Regions from separate parts of the Homo sapiens genome. Here all the other regions are linked to region 1. Evidence: chromatin loops called from intact Hi-C (ENCODE). Cell type or tissue: Caco-2. All regions are shown on one strand.

Region 1 (2,500 bases):
AAACAAGGAAGGAAGGATTTTAGAAAAACAAGGAAGGAAGGAAGCAATTTTAGCCCTGCTGGCTAAAATTGCAGGCTGTAACACCAGATCTCGGCTGGGCGTGGTGGTTCATGCCTGTAATCCCAGCACTTCTGGTGGACAAGGTAGGTGGATAGCTCGAGCCCAGGAGTTTGAGACCAGCCTGGGCCACATAGTGAGACCCTGCCTTTACAAAAAAATACAAAAATTAGCCAGACACGGTGGCACGTGCCTGTAGTCCCAGCTACTCAGGAGGCGGAGGTGTGAGGTTGGCTTGAGTCCAGGAGGTAGAGGTTGCAAGAGAGCCAAGATCATATCACTGCCCTCCAGCCTGGGTGACAGTGCCAGATCTTATCTCAAAAAAAATTAAAAAGCATCATATCTCCTTTTCTCTCTAATGAGTGGGGCATGTGTGTGTCTTTGGGTGTCTGTGTGTGTTGTGTGTGGCATGGGGGAGCCTGGGCGCACCGGGAACTGAGGAGCCCAGCAAGCTGAGGGCTGCATGCCTCACCAGCTGATGCCACCTGTCGGGGACACCGACCCAGGGGTCCCAGGTCTTTGGAGTTGCCACGAAATGCCCCAATCTACATTTTCACTTACATCTCTTTTTAAATGTTGCCTACTAATTCGATTTTAAAAAAGTTATCTCCTGGCTGAATGGGTCTCACAATCCTCCAGTTTGCGACCTTTACATCATTGAAAAGATTGCTGCTTCCACCTTTTAAGGGAGAAGAAAATGAAGACCCACTTGCTTTTTAAGCACGATGGCACAGATGGCAGTTAAAATGGGAGGCCACTTGGCCCACCATTCCCCAGCCCAACGGAAAGGGTCCTGGCAGCTAGGTGGCCCCTGTAGTCGTAGGGACAAGCTGCCCAAGCCTCAGGCTGGGCCTCACAGGCCCCTTCCCCACAATCTCATTGGTTTCCTCGCTAAAACACTTCTGAGGGAAAGTTGCTTCATTCCTTTGGAGGCAGTCAGTAGACACACATATCTATTTTCTAAATGGACCAAATTCTCTCAGACCGCCAGGCATTCTGAACAATCAACCACAGCTGAATTCTATCAGGTCTGCTGTTTGACGGAATTCAACTATTTCCCATCTCCAGTCTCATTATTGTTTGCTAAACTATAAAAAAAAATTTGTTTACAAATTCCATGTGAGAAGTTACTTTAGGAAAAAAGAAAACTCTACTTCAGGTATTAGCTAACAGCAAACCTCCTCCCCTACACTCAGCAAATAGAGATCAAAGGAGTTCAGCCAACTATCGTTTGTCTGGGAATTAGCTGGGGTCTATAGACACAGCTTTCAGGGATTGCCATCACAGAGGCAAGCAGGTGTCCCTGTTATAAAGAAGTTGCCACCAAACTTCTAACATGTGTTATGATGCTTTGAAACAAAACTTCAGGGCAACTACCCGAAGGTTCCTTTGGAAGGCAGTGCCAATTCAGAAACCTACAGAAGAAAGGGAGGGCCCAGGACAGAGCCCCTTCCTGGCTCTTGCTCCTGCGAAACTGAGGAACATGTTCCTTGTCTGCTATTGGTAAAGTGAGAAGCTTTTCAAGGAGACTTTCAATGCTGCTTCTATGTCTAAATTCCACGGCTCAATCATTTGTAAGCAAAAGTAAGGAATATAAAGTAAGCTTCTTAAATGGGGTTCCCACCCCTGGAGCAAGGGTTGCCATTTTTTTCTGTGAAAGGCCAGGTAGTAAATATTTTAGATGTGGTGAGCCATATGGTCTCTGTCATAACCACTCCGCTCTGCCACTGTAGCCCAAAAGCAGCATGAACTTGTGTAAATGAATGACGGTGGCTGTGTTCCGATAAAACTTTATGGGCACTGATGTTTGAATTTCATACAGTGTTCATGTGTCATGAAATAGTATTCTTCAACCATTAAAAAAATGTTGAAACCATTCTTATTCTAGGGCTGCACAAAAGCAGGTGGTGGGCTGGATTTGGCCCTGGGCTGCAGTTCGCAGACCCCTGCCTCAAAGGATGGCTTCAGGGTTTCCATGAGCCTGGTAGAATATAGAACAGTGTACTGTGTTTGTGACACCTTGGGGTTTTCCTGGAGACAGAGTTTACTGTATCAGATTCTCCAAGGGGGTAGTGATACCACTAAGTTAAGAACCACTGATTTAAACATTTCCATTATAAAAAGCCTGGCTTTCTAAGTGGTACAATAACTGTCTCTGAGGAATCCACATAAAGGAGAAAGCCCTGAGAAGTATTTTCAGGACCTGAAGTGTCCCCTTTTGCTTAAGTCTTTCAGACCACAAGGGTCCCCAGCACAGGGCATCCCCTCTGGACTTAGTGACTATACAGTGCTCTGTGGGGAAGGCTGTCTCATGTAAAAATGGCTGAGAACACTCCCCCGGATGTAGACTGTGTATCTAAGCCTCTTTCCAGAGGTGTCTTCTAAGTGCAGGTGAAGTCAATAGTCTCAAAGCGTTAGCTCCAAACACATTATGTCTCCATTC
Region 2 (2,500 bases), 110 kb after region 1:
GGTGGAATGCAGTGGTATGATCTTGGCTCACTTCAACCTCCACCTCCCAGGTTCAAGCGATTCTCCTGCCTCAGCCTCCTGAGTAGCTGGGATTACAGGCACGTGTCACCATGCCTGGCTAATTTTTGTATTTTTAGTAGATACAGGGTTTCACCATGTTGGCCAGGCTGGTCTTGAACTCCTGACCTCAAGTGATCCGCCCACCTCGGCCTCCCAAAGTGCTGGGATTACAGGTGTGAGCCACTGTGCCCGACCAGTTAACCATTTTCATAGACAGTAAAATACTGTTAGCAAATGAAAGATGTGAGGCCTAACACCTGATGATAGTCAACAACTCTTCGGGCTCAGAGAGGACTGGAATTCTGTGAAGTCATTAGAAATGAATACTCCACCCTTCTCTCAGGTTATTGAATAATCTGTATCTTAAATGACTTTGATAGGAAAATGCTACTCCAATTTAGCCAGAAGAGGAGTCGCTGGTAAGGAGTTGCTGGTAAGGATTTTTACCCCAGAAGGAAGTGGCGATTGGTCTAGCAAAACACTGTAAATCTTTTCCTGCCCCTTGCAAGATGGTCACAGTTGCGGAATTCTCTGCCCTGGGAGCATGCTTGACTTCCATTTTCAAATACAAGGGAAAACAAACAAACTCGAGCTGCTTCACAGAGCCTCAAATAGCTTTTTCCAAAGATGGGCGCCATCCCCCATCAGGTGGGTTTTTGAGGGCCCAGACCACAGAAACCATCTGGGAGTCTGTGCTCAAAAGTTCAGAACAATCCAGAAATTATTTCAGCTGTTTTCATTTTATAAATAAAACAAAAACACCAAGTAGGAACAAACAAACACATGCTTCCATGCGTCTATTTTTAAAAGAAAAGACAGCTCCGCCCCGACTTTTTTTTTTTTTTTCTGTTCAACTTCAGGCTCTTACACATAAAAGTATAACACAATGCTGGAAACTGAAGCAGTTCCAAATTTTCTCCTCCTAGAATATCACCTAGCTATCTAAGCCTAAAGCATTTTAGGTCCTTTGTCTCCTCTTTCTGGCCCTGGATCAACGGAACATAATAACCAGTTGCTATTTCATCAACATCCCCAGGGTCCAACCTTGGCCCACTCAGCTCTGCCTTTCCAACAATCATCGCCCTCTCGTGGCAAAAGCTGTTAACTGCAAGCTACTTAGCAAGTTGACTGCAGATGGAGAATAAAATGATCAGCTTGCCCACTCTGCTTTCTTTCGTGATTTCTAAGAATGCACTTAAAATGAGAAAACTGGAAGATTTGTATGTAATTGATTTAAGTGTAGGAAAACCTACATTAATAAGCTGAGGCCGGGCGCAGTGGCCCATGCCTGTAATCCCAGCATTTTGGGAAGCTGAGGTGGGAGGATCACTTGAGCCCAGGAGTTTGAGACCAGCCTGGCCAACATAGCGAAACAACGTCTCCACTGTAACTACTCAGGAGGCTGAGGCAGGAGAATCGCTTGAACCCCGGAGGCGGAGGTTGCAGTGAGCTGAGATGGTGCCACTGCACTCCAGCCTGGGCCACTGAGCGAGACCATCTCAAAAAAAAAAAAAAAAAAAAAAAAAGGCTGAGCTTTTATACCCTTCAACTCCTACTTAAAAGAATATTGGGGGTGAAGTGGGGGAGGGTTGGTCAATGCATAAACACAGAAAGCAGATTGTTACTGCATTGCAAAGAGCCCCTTAGGTATCACTCTGTCGAACTCTCCTATTTACCTATTAGTCTTCATAGTTTGTGTCTAGTCCTAATCCCCGGGGATGGTTTTAGAATCACAAAAGAGTGTTCTTGGCACACTGGGCTTCTCATGGCTTCCTAAGGGGCACACTTTGAAAGAGAGTCTGACTAATTTGAGTAGGACATATCTGCCCAGGGAGCACCCACAGGGATGACCTGTCACCAGAACACACAAACGACCTCATGCACCGGGCCAGATTTTGTTTCTGAAAGGCTAAAACCCTATCCTCAACAAAAGAGTAGGGGACATGTCTATCGTATTCATTCCCATGCCCCCAGCATCTGACACAGGGCTTTATATCCAGCAGGAGGGCAAGAAATACTTAATGTATGCATGAGGCTGGGTGTGGTGGCTCACGCCTGTAATCCCAGCACTTTGGGAGGCTGAAGCAGGTGGATCACCTAAGGTTAGGAGTTTGAGACCAGCCTGACCAACATGGCGAAACCCTGTCTCTACTAAAAGTACAAAATTAGCCGGGCGTGGTGGCACTTGCCTGTAATCCCAGCTACTTGGGAGGCTGACACACTAGGATCTCTTGAACCCGAACCCGGGAGGCGGAGGTTGTAGTGAGCCGAGATTGTGCCACTGCACTCCTCCTGGGCGACAGAACGAGACTGTTGCAAAAAAAAAAAAAAAAAAGAAAAAGAAAAGAAAAGAAAAGAAAAGAAAAGAAATACTTAACGTATGCATGAGTGACAGCGAGATGCTGAATGGGTCTTCAGGAAAGCAAACACCGTGCTCATC
Region 3 (2,500 bases), 170 kb after region 1:
AACAGAATTTCAGCTGATCTCTGAAGGAGGGAAGACATGTATTGACACTACTATTGATTTGGAACACTGAGCATTTAAAACTTTCCAAAGTGCTTTCTCATCTACCATCTCACTTGATTCCTGTCCCCATTCAACAAATGAGAAAAATTGAATTCCAAAGAGATTAAATCACTACTTGAAAGTCTCATATAGCCAATTAATAGCAGAACCAGCGCTCCTATCTACTTGGCCTCAGGTCATTTGCACTTACAAAAAAGGAAAGAAAACCTAACGAGATCAGGCTGAAAGGTTCCTCTCTCAATCTTAGATCAAACAGACGAAACAATGCTAAGGAGTAGAACAAAACCAGCAGTTCCACCCGTGTGTGCCACAGACCTTGCCAAAGCTGCCTTTGCCCAACACCTTGATGAAGTTGAACTCATCCAGGCCCAGGCGCTTGGCCTGGCCTTGCCGGACTTCGCCATTCTCACCGGGGCTCATCAGCTGGCCATCAGGAGACGATGCTGCCCGGTGCTCCTCTCCTCGGTTGTCAAATGACAAGGCTTTCCGAATGTTGTTCTCAAGTTCTTTTATTTCTAGGGCCAAGGGGAACAAGAAATTGCATTAGTGCATACCTCTTAAGCCTGTTACATTAGGACTCAACACTCAGACTTTCCCCTGTAAGCTCTCAGTCCTCTTTCTGGTTCTTCACAACAGATCCAGTGTGACATCCCTTTGTATGTTCCTTCATCTGTTCACCACACTCTTATTGGCACCTAATGCGCAGCAGAGCTTAGGTATGCAAAGAGGAGGAGGACACAGTCCCTTCCCTGCCCTTGTCAACTCCAGATTACACTGGACCTGGCTGTCTCTCTGAAAGCCCCCTTTGGCTAGTAGCCTATTCCACTGTTCTAGGTAAAGCACACAAATCTGGGCCCTCTCTGGAATTCTGCAGAGTCACAGGTATCCTTCAAGTTTCCTCTGAAGATGAGAACAACGAATCAAGAACTGTCATCACAGTAATCACTGGTGATATAATTATTTCAACAACTGAGCCATCAGAACGGTGGCTGATCACTGAAGGTAGAAACCTTCATACCTTCTAAAAACCTTTACTCAGCCTTGTTGCCGGGTTTCTTCTAAATACCCATCTTACACAAGGTTATCTAACAAAATGAGCAATGGGCTTATTATTAACAAAAGAATTGCTTTCCCAAGTGACATGTTGCAAACTTATCTCCAATGGGGCGGGAATTTCTCAGTACAATTTCTCAACTACGAGACAGTCTTGTGCCCCGCTCTAGAGCTTATGACCTGAATTACCTGGGGGAGATAATGCTGGATGATCCTCTGACCTTTTCTATTTGAAGAAGCTTTACTGTTAGCAACTCATTCATCAAGACACGCACTCTTCTGTGTGGAAATGGGCATCTTGAGCAAAATCCGATTTTAAATGATGCTTGTGAATAACTTGGATTATGGAAGGGGAACATAGCCTATTAACCCTTGGGAATGAGAATTAGGCATGAGTGACAGAAAGAGATCTTCAGCTTCTTTTCAGAAGGACAGAGTCCCATAAGGGCTTACTCAAGGAATCCGGAGATCTTTCCTAGATCTGGAGTTTGGCTCCTCTGAGACGTGTTGGGGAGGGTGAAGACGGGGAAAGCTGCTGAGTCTGCAGACACTCCCCTTGCCAGTTCAGCAGTTATCCACCTATCACTTAGCTTGACTAAATAACTTTTAATCTCACAATAGAGCTAAAAGCCTCAGTTATTAAATGAATTTTGGAAGGCAAAACATAGTTGTTTGGGGACAGCAAAGCTTGAAGAAAAGGTTTTTCTATGTGTCTTTACAAGGGAAGAAAAAGAAACTATGTCTTATTTCTGTTCTGTAATAATGTCGCTCAGAGGGACATCTGTGCTAACATCACTACTGGGAAATCCTGGCGTCTGTGTCAAGTGGGATGAACAGAGGCCCTGGGGCCGCTGTATCCTGCCACTGTATCCATCCAATGGCAGAGCTCAGAGCCAGAGAGCATGCAGGGCAGGAGCCAGGCCTACAAACCCTGGTCTCTGAACTCTTACCTGGGGTCTCTTTTCTATATGACCCTGTCTCCCTGAAGCTCCCAAAGGGGATCTCAGCCTCAGAAAGGAACACGTGAAAACCCCCAAACTGGTCTGGGAAAATAGCTACAAGTTCTGCAGCCCCAGAGTACATCAGGCTACTTATGAATGCTTCAAATCTCATTTGGAATGAGGTAGAGTATAAAGACACAGAAAGTTAATTGGAGTAGCACGAAGAGGGACTGAGACCAATTATTCTGTGGCCTCAGGGCTGGTGCATGACCCCCGAAGCTCTTTTATTTACTCCTGGGTAAGAAGGTCTGGGTCATGGTGGTGACCTCCAAGGAAGGTTTGATGGCAGGGTTTCTGAGAGTGTGTCCCTCAGCCAGCATGGGTACAGTCTTGCCCTTACCACTGACTTATCTCCAAACCTTGGGACAGAACTTTTCCACACTCTG

What was found. Peaks named below come from ENCODE experiments on the same cell type or tissue, not always from the same donor. Only the 100,000 strongest peaks of a DNase experiment are listed, where the experiment ranks them.
Region 2: a loop joins it to region 1, with 5 times the contacts of the local background. A loop is called at or near these places in 11 of 110 quality-filtered maps.
Region 3: a loop joins it to region 1, with 5 times the contacts of the local background. A loop is called at or near these places in 5 of 110 quality-filtered maps.

What each region holds. Positions count from the first base shown.
Region 1 is chr2:46,172,583-46,175,082 of GRCh38, reverse strand. All of the region lies in intron 14 of PRKCE (protein kinase C epsilon), which reads right to left. Among named protein-coding and RNA genes, the nearest start is that of EPAS1, 120 kb to the left of the region's middle. In Caco-2, no CTCF peak of the experiment used is centred here; DNase peaks (open chromatin) are centred at 1,042 and 1,292.
Region 2 is chr2:46,061,755-46,064,254 of GRCh38, reverse strand. All of the region lies in intron 10 of PRKCE (protein kinase C epsilon), which reads right to left. Among named protein-coding and RNA genes, the nearest start is that of EPAS1, 230 kb to the left of the region's middle. In Caco-2, a CTCF peak has its summit at 1,148 (motif pointing left); a DNase peak (open chromatin) is centred at 1,134.
Region 3 is chr2:46,005,537-46,008,036 of GRCh38, reverse strand. It overlaps PRKCE (protein kinase C epsilon), which reads right to left. Exons shown (of 15, transcript NM_005400.3): 9 at 376-575. Among named protein-coding and RNA genes, the nearest start is that of EPAS1, 290 kb to the left of the region's middle. RefSeq lists enhancers at 1-449, 1-695, 450-950. In Caco-2, no CTCF peak of the experiment used is centred here; a DNase peak (open chromatin) is centred at 1,256.